2 separate regions of the Homo sapiens genome follow, and region 2 is linked to region 1. Evidence: chromatin loops called from intact Hi-C (ENCODE). Cell type or tissue: A673. All regions are shown on one strand. Each heading gives the region's core, and the rest is flanking DNA. Links, peaks and the distances in the headings are about the cores only. Region 1 overlaps SESN1 (sestrin 1). Region 2 has its middle 9.9 kb from the start of OSTM1-AS1.

Evidence for each region. Hi-C counts contacts between places; a loop is a spot of excess contacts. Peaks named below come from ENCODE experiments on the same cell type or tissue, not always from the same donor. Only the 100,000 strongest peaks of a DNase experiment are listed, where the experiment ranks them.
Region 2: a loop joins it to region 1, with 3 times the contacts of the local background. A loop is called at or near these places in 4 of 110 quality-filtered maps.

Annotation. Positions count from the first base shown.
Region 1 is chr6:109,072,252-109,075,173 of GRCh38, forward strand. The region is part of intron 1 of SESN1 (sestrin 1); the gene reads right to left. Among named protein-coding and RNA genes, the nearest start is that of SESN1, 21 kb to the right of the region's middle. In A673, for the core only: CTCF peaks have their summits at 1,303 (motif pointing left) and 1,504; a DNase peak (open chromatin) is centred at 1,280.
Region 2 is chr6:108,112,252-108,115,173 of GRCh38, forward strand. No RefSeq gene overlaps it. Among named protein-coding and RNA genes, the nearest start is that of OSTM1-AS1, 9.9 kb to the right of the region's middle. In A673, for the core only: CTCF peaks have their summits at 1,391 (motif pointing right) and 1,590; a DNase peak (open chromatin) is centred at 1,400; H3K4me3 peaks cover 1,209 bases; H3K27me3 peaks cover 2,206 bases.

The DNA.
Region 1 (2,922 bases), core at 235-2,734:
ATTAATTATTTCAGCTTCCTGAAAGGCAAGTTTCAATGATAGGTTATCTATGTGTGAATTAGCCATAAATATTTTTATTGTATAGTGGGTGATTTCCCTTCTATAGTCAGTAGTTTACAACAAGTATGTTGTTGAATATAACTCCAGTCCTTGAGAAACACAAGCATAATTTCCCTAAGTCACATATAATTTCCCCAAGTCGCATGTTTTTAGAGAAAGGTAAATTTGTTCCTTCTGCCCTCTAAAAACCATGAAATGCATCTCTAGACTAAGAAATGATTTAGGCTTCTGTATCATTTTTCAGCTTCATAGTATATTGTTGATTTTACTTTTTTTAATAAACAAAACACAGTACTACTAAAATGTAAAATGACACAATGGAGAGAGCAGGCAAGTAAAACAGTAACTTTTGATTCTTGATGCCTCATGTTTAATTATACAATGACTGAACCATAATGTGGTAGAGCTCTTAATACAACATACCCAAATTATTGCATGGCTAATTCAAGGAGTTTAAAGTAAACAGGAATATAAAGATGCTTAAATAAATACTTAAGGCCAGCTGTGTTTGTGACTTGAAAGAGAGCTAAGGCAACACGATAGTTGACTACGGAATCACCAAAAAATACAGACATTTTATCTAGTCAATTTTTTTTTTAATAAAATGGCAAAGATATTTGAATTAAGCAGATTTAGAAAAAATTATAAATAGGTAAATTTTTATTATTTGCATTCAATAGAATAAAAAATAAAGTGTTTTTTTGTTTGTTTTTTTAGTTTCAAGAGGCAGTATAGTATTGAAATTAACAAAATAAACTCTGGAGACCAAATGTCTGAGTTTGAATCCTTGCTCTGCCATCTGCACTAGCTAGGTGAACAGGGGCAAATTAGATAACCTCTTTGTGTCTCAGCCTCCTATTAAATGGGTGAATGCATGTACAGAGTTTAAAGTGGCACCTGCAAAAAAAAATCCAAGCATTTGAATGTAAGCTCTACGAGGGTAGTGATTTTTATCTATTTTTCCCTTTAGTGCATATGAGTACCTAGAACAGTACTAAAGATGGTAGGTGCTCAAAAAATATTTGTGAAATGAATGACTGTTATCGTTGTTATTATATGGTTATTTTCTCAATAGATGGAAACACTAAATCAGTTAAGCTCGGCTATTTAAACTTGGAAACTTTGGTCTCTTTTCCCCAACCCCCCTTTAAAAACATAAGTGTTGTGACATTGCAAACCCGTCTTCTCCTAAGACCCACAGCACCAAAATATGGGCAACAAACTAGATTTTGGTTGAGCAAGAGTGCCATCTAGCGCTCATAAAAGCTAAAAGCTGAGAATTAGGAGTAAATTTTTATTCAGTGTAAACACAAAGGGGAAAAAACCCACAAATGCAAAACTCATTAGGAAAAAATATTCTTCATTAACAGCCAAGGTGTTTGAAAGAAAGTTATTTCTAAATAAAAATCTCAGCTTTAAAAGTTGGTATATACCATATTAGAAGAGACATTTCAGAGAGTACAGTTTACTGAAGTTCTACTTACCTTAAAAGCCACTCTTCTATGAATAGAAAGTGGTGTTTTGACTTATTTTCTTTTTAATGACATGTGTTTGGTCTCATTATAATAGATTAACTCATTATAGAAATCTTGGAAAAATTAAGAAAAGCATAAACCACTGCCAAGAGAGATAACCGCTATTAGTATTGGGACATACAGTCACGTGTCACATAATAACATTTTGGTCAACAATGGACCATATATACTATGGTCATCCCATAAAATTATCATGCAACATTTTTACTGTGCCTTTTCTATGTTTAGATAACACAAATACCATTGTGTTACAATTGCCTATTCATTACAGTAATGTGCTATCGAGGTTTGTAGCCTAAGAGCAATAGCCTAGATATGTAGTAGGCTATACCATCTATGTTTGTGTAAGTACATTCTATGATGTTTGCACAATTATGTAATTGCCTAACAATGCATTTCTCAGAATATATCTGTCATTAAGCAACACATAACTGTATATATGTGTGTATATATGTATATACCTTCTAGATTTAAAATATACATTAAAAATAGTTTAATTTTAATAAAACATTTGGCCAAGATGCTAAAAATGAAATGAGAAAATTATAAATATTGATAATTTGTTTCTCTACTAAAATCAAGAGCTTTCTCTGTCATTGAAAAGCTCTCATCTCAACATTGTATTCAGTGGGTTAAATTTTTAAAATAAATTGCTATAAATTATGTAATCATTTGTGGGTAGCTCTACAATAGCCAAAATACATAAGAATTATGGTTTATAAAGTGAAAAAAGACAAAATTATTTCATCTGTTCCTTATAAATAACACAAAATTGATAGTAAAGTACACCAACTTGACTTTGGGTGATCTGAATAAAATTTGGGTTTGCTTAATATTTAATCTCACTCCTTATTCATTTGACAATGCTCATTAAAGTTTTGGGATTTGCTTTTAATTCTCTTTCCCCTCAAATCATAGACACAGAAGAGATTTGACTCACAGCTCACTAGAGAAGTATCAAATGATGAAAAGAAAGCTGACTGCCATTTCCTACCTTTTGGACAAATGCTGTTTTGCTTTTAGTACCAAGAATGGGAAGTAAAACATTTCCTAAAGTTGCATAGGAATAATGGTTGACAAGAGTCATGGAGGAAAGGAAGAACGAGGAAGATGAAGAAGCTGCTAGAGCCAGGCAGGCCTCTCCCACTGAGGCATGGTGAGCCCCACCTAGTGAGGGGGCAGGCACTGGGGTAGAGCATCTATTGTTCAGGCTGGTGTGAGGCTCCTTTATCTGGAGAATGGTTGCAAAGGTAGGAAGAAGTCGAGACTGGACTCATACTATCACTAGCTGAAGCACACTCTATTCTGACATTAATCAGGTTTCTAA
Region 2 (2,922 bases), core at 125-2,624, 960 kb before region 1:
GAAGAGTGGCATTTGAGCTTTACCTTAAAGATGGGTAAGCCTCCAATAAATGAATGGATTAGGGTGGTTTCCAAGAAAAGAAAATGCTTGTGGCTTGACATGGATGCAGAAGAAATAGGAGGTTTGAAAGAAGTCCCTGTGGAATATCAGTACACATAGGAGAGTATGGGAGAGAAGGTAGAAAGATGAGGGAGCAAACACGGAGGCACATAGTGATTGTGGATTCAAGAGAGGCTTTAGAAGGAGCTCAGCCACACTAATGCCACCTTTGCTCTTCCTTGATTAACCCAAAGTGCTCACTCCAGGTAGACAGTGATACGCTCACCAGTGAGATCTTATCTCTGATGTCACTTTTTCTTTCCTTTTTTCTTTTTAACTGCTTGGCTCTGGACATCAGCAGAGGCTTCAGGACAGTGGTTCTTCCTTGTTTTTGTTTTGTTTTGTTTTTTTGAGATGGAGTGTCACTCTGTCACCCAGGTTGGAATGCCGTGGTGCATCTCAGCTCACTGCAGCCTCCACTTCCTGGGTTCAAGAGATTCTCCCGCCTCAGCCTCCCAAGTAGCTGGGACTACAGGTGCTTGCCACCACGCCCAGCTAATTTAGCTAACTTTTTTTTTCTTTTTTGTATTTTTAGCAGAGACAGGGTTTCACCATGTTGGCCAGGTTGGTCTCAAACTCTTGACCTCAGGTGACCCACCCGCCTTGGCTTCCCAGAGTGTTGGGATTACAGGTATAAGCCACTGCACCCAGCCCTTCCTTCACTGTTTTGCTCTAGTGTCTGAAATTCCTCTATCCCTTGGGCTCCAACCTGTGCCCCAGATGTTCCCTGCTAAAATTGAATAACAGATAAATACCAGAGAGGATTGGGGCTTGTATTCTAGCCATTATAGATTGGAGTTTTGTCTTAGTTGCCATCACCTGTAGAAGACTGAGAGGTCAAGATGGGAGGTAGAGGTTTGTTTGGAAAAAAGAGAAGAAAGATTCTGGATGCTCTCTAGGGCAGGCAGACAGTAGTTGCAATGTCCAACAGAAACCTCGATCTGCCCTCTGTAATCACAGAACTTCCAGACTTACACTGGAGAGAAATTGAAAATTAGGTGTCCTTGCCTGACCCCTGACACTGGCCAGGCCACAAGGATTAAGGAAACAAGCTTGATCAAGGCATAAAAGGTCAGTCTCTCTGAGCCTCATTCCTCCCAGCTTTCTCCACCTGAATTCCATCTGCTATATAGCCTCTCCTGTTCTCTGTCTTCCAATTTTCCTTTTCGTTATTTATCCTTTCCTTCCCCTCTACTCCCTCTTTCTTCCCCACTCTTTCTTGTACAGAAGTTTAAGCATGCGATTCCCTCAAACCTTATATTCTTAAACTTTCGTTTTCTTCCACCAGGGGTCGGCTTTGTTTCTTTTTTCCGAGACTGATGCGGCTCCCCTACTGCCAGAGATCTTAGTCCAGAAACAGCCTTTTTTGGGAGGTGTGGGAGATGCCGTGGTCAGCCCAAGGGCGAGATGCGCCTCGGGGTCGGAGTCGCCCGAGTGGAGACTGGACACTCCATGGGGGAGGCTGGAACCCCCTGTGCCACAGATAAATGCTCGTTCTCCACCACATGTGAGGCATTTGAATAGGAGCAAGTCTCCCGGGTTGGGAATACTAGGAAGTGCTGGGGGACAGGCAAGGTCACGGCATCCAGGCTGCAATGCAAATGCCTAGGTAGTGCGCACGGCAGCGGTAATCCAGAATCCTGCCCAAAGAGGGTCCCGCAATCACCGCCCACTTCCAGGCGGGCTTGGGGAGCCGAGGGACTTCGCCTGCTTGGGTCAGAGCCCAGGAGGTGGCGTGGTGGTGGTGGTGGACGGGCCTGAGCGTCTCAGCCCTGACGGTCTAGGCCAGGTTTGTCCGCGGGGCCAAGACTCAAAGGCCGAGGTCTGTGCCTCCAGCTGTCCCACCAGCCAGCCAGTGTACTAGGCGCAAACAACCAAAGCCCACTCGCCTGCGAAGCCAGGATGGGACATTCATCTCCAAAAGCCTTTTCTTCCTCTTCTTCTGTTTCTTCCCATTTATGTCCCTCTGGCTGCAAACCAAGAGAGGCGCCCAAATATGAAAGTCAAGTCGAATTGAAAGCGTATGGCTTGTGCGCTCCCAACGCCCTCCCCTGTTTTTAAAATTGTGTTTCAAAACAACATGGTGACTTTTGGACAAGATTTTTCTATTTCGCCCACACCACAATAGAGATGCAATGAATGCTGCTGGTGAAATGTTTGGCTGTGTCAAATTCAGTCCCGCAGGCTGGCTTGGGCCAGCACTGGGGCTCCGCTTTGTGTTATGTTCACGGAGAAGATATTAATTAAAAGAAATACATGATTAAAAAGTAATGAGTTGAATAAAAATTATCTCAGCTCATTTTCTGATTATGTTAATTGTTAAAAACCCTTCAATCACGCCGTTGCAGTCAATGGGCTTTAATGTGAAATTAGTGGGCTCTTGATAACTTACAGTCCAGAATAATCCTGGCGGTTTAGTCATCATTCCTAATAACAAGGATGTTGCTAAGAACAGAAATTTTACATGATTTTCATACATTCAGCCCTTCCCCCCACGTGTCATTAAAAAAAAAAAAAAGGCTTAGCCTGCCTGCGATTTCCAACTTCTCTTTCCACGGATCGACCGCGGCCTTGGCAAGGACTTGAGTCTGCGTTCCAGCCCCTTCCGCTCCCAGCGCGCACGCAGCCTCTCGCCTTTGCGTCGGCGGGTTGCTGGTTGCCGGTACCCGCTCAGCAGCTAGGAGCCTTGGGGAACCCTAGCTCTTAGCTTCCCCGTCTGGCGAGGCCAGAGGGCCAAGTTGCTCACTGGGCTGTGCTGAGGGATAAGGGGAGAAAAGAACGGAAATCGCAGCTACGAGGGCTAGAGGGACGGCGCGGCTGCTT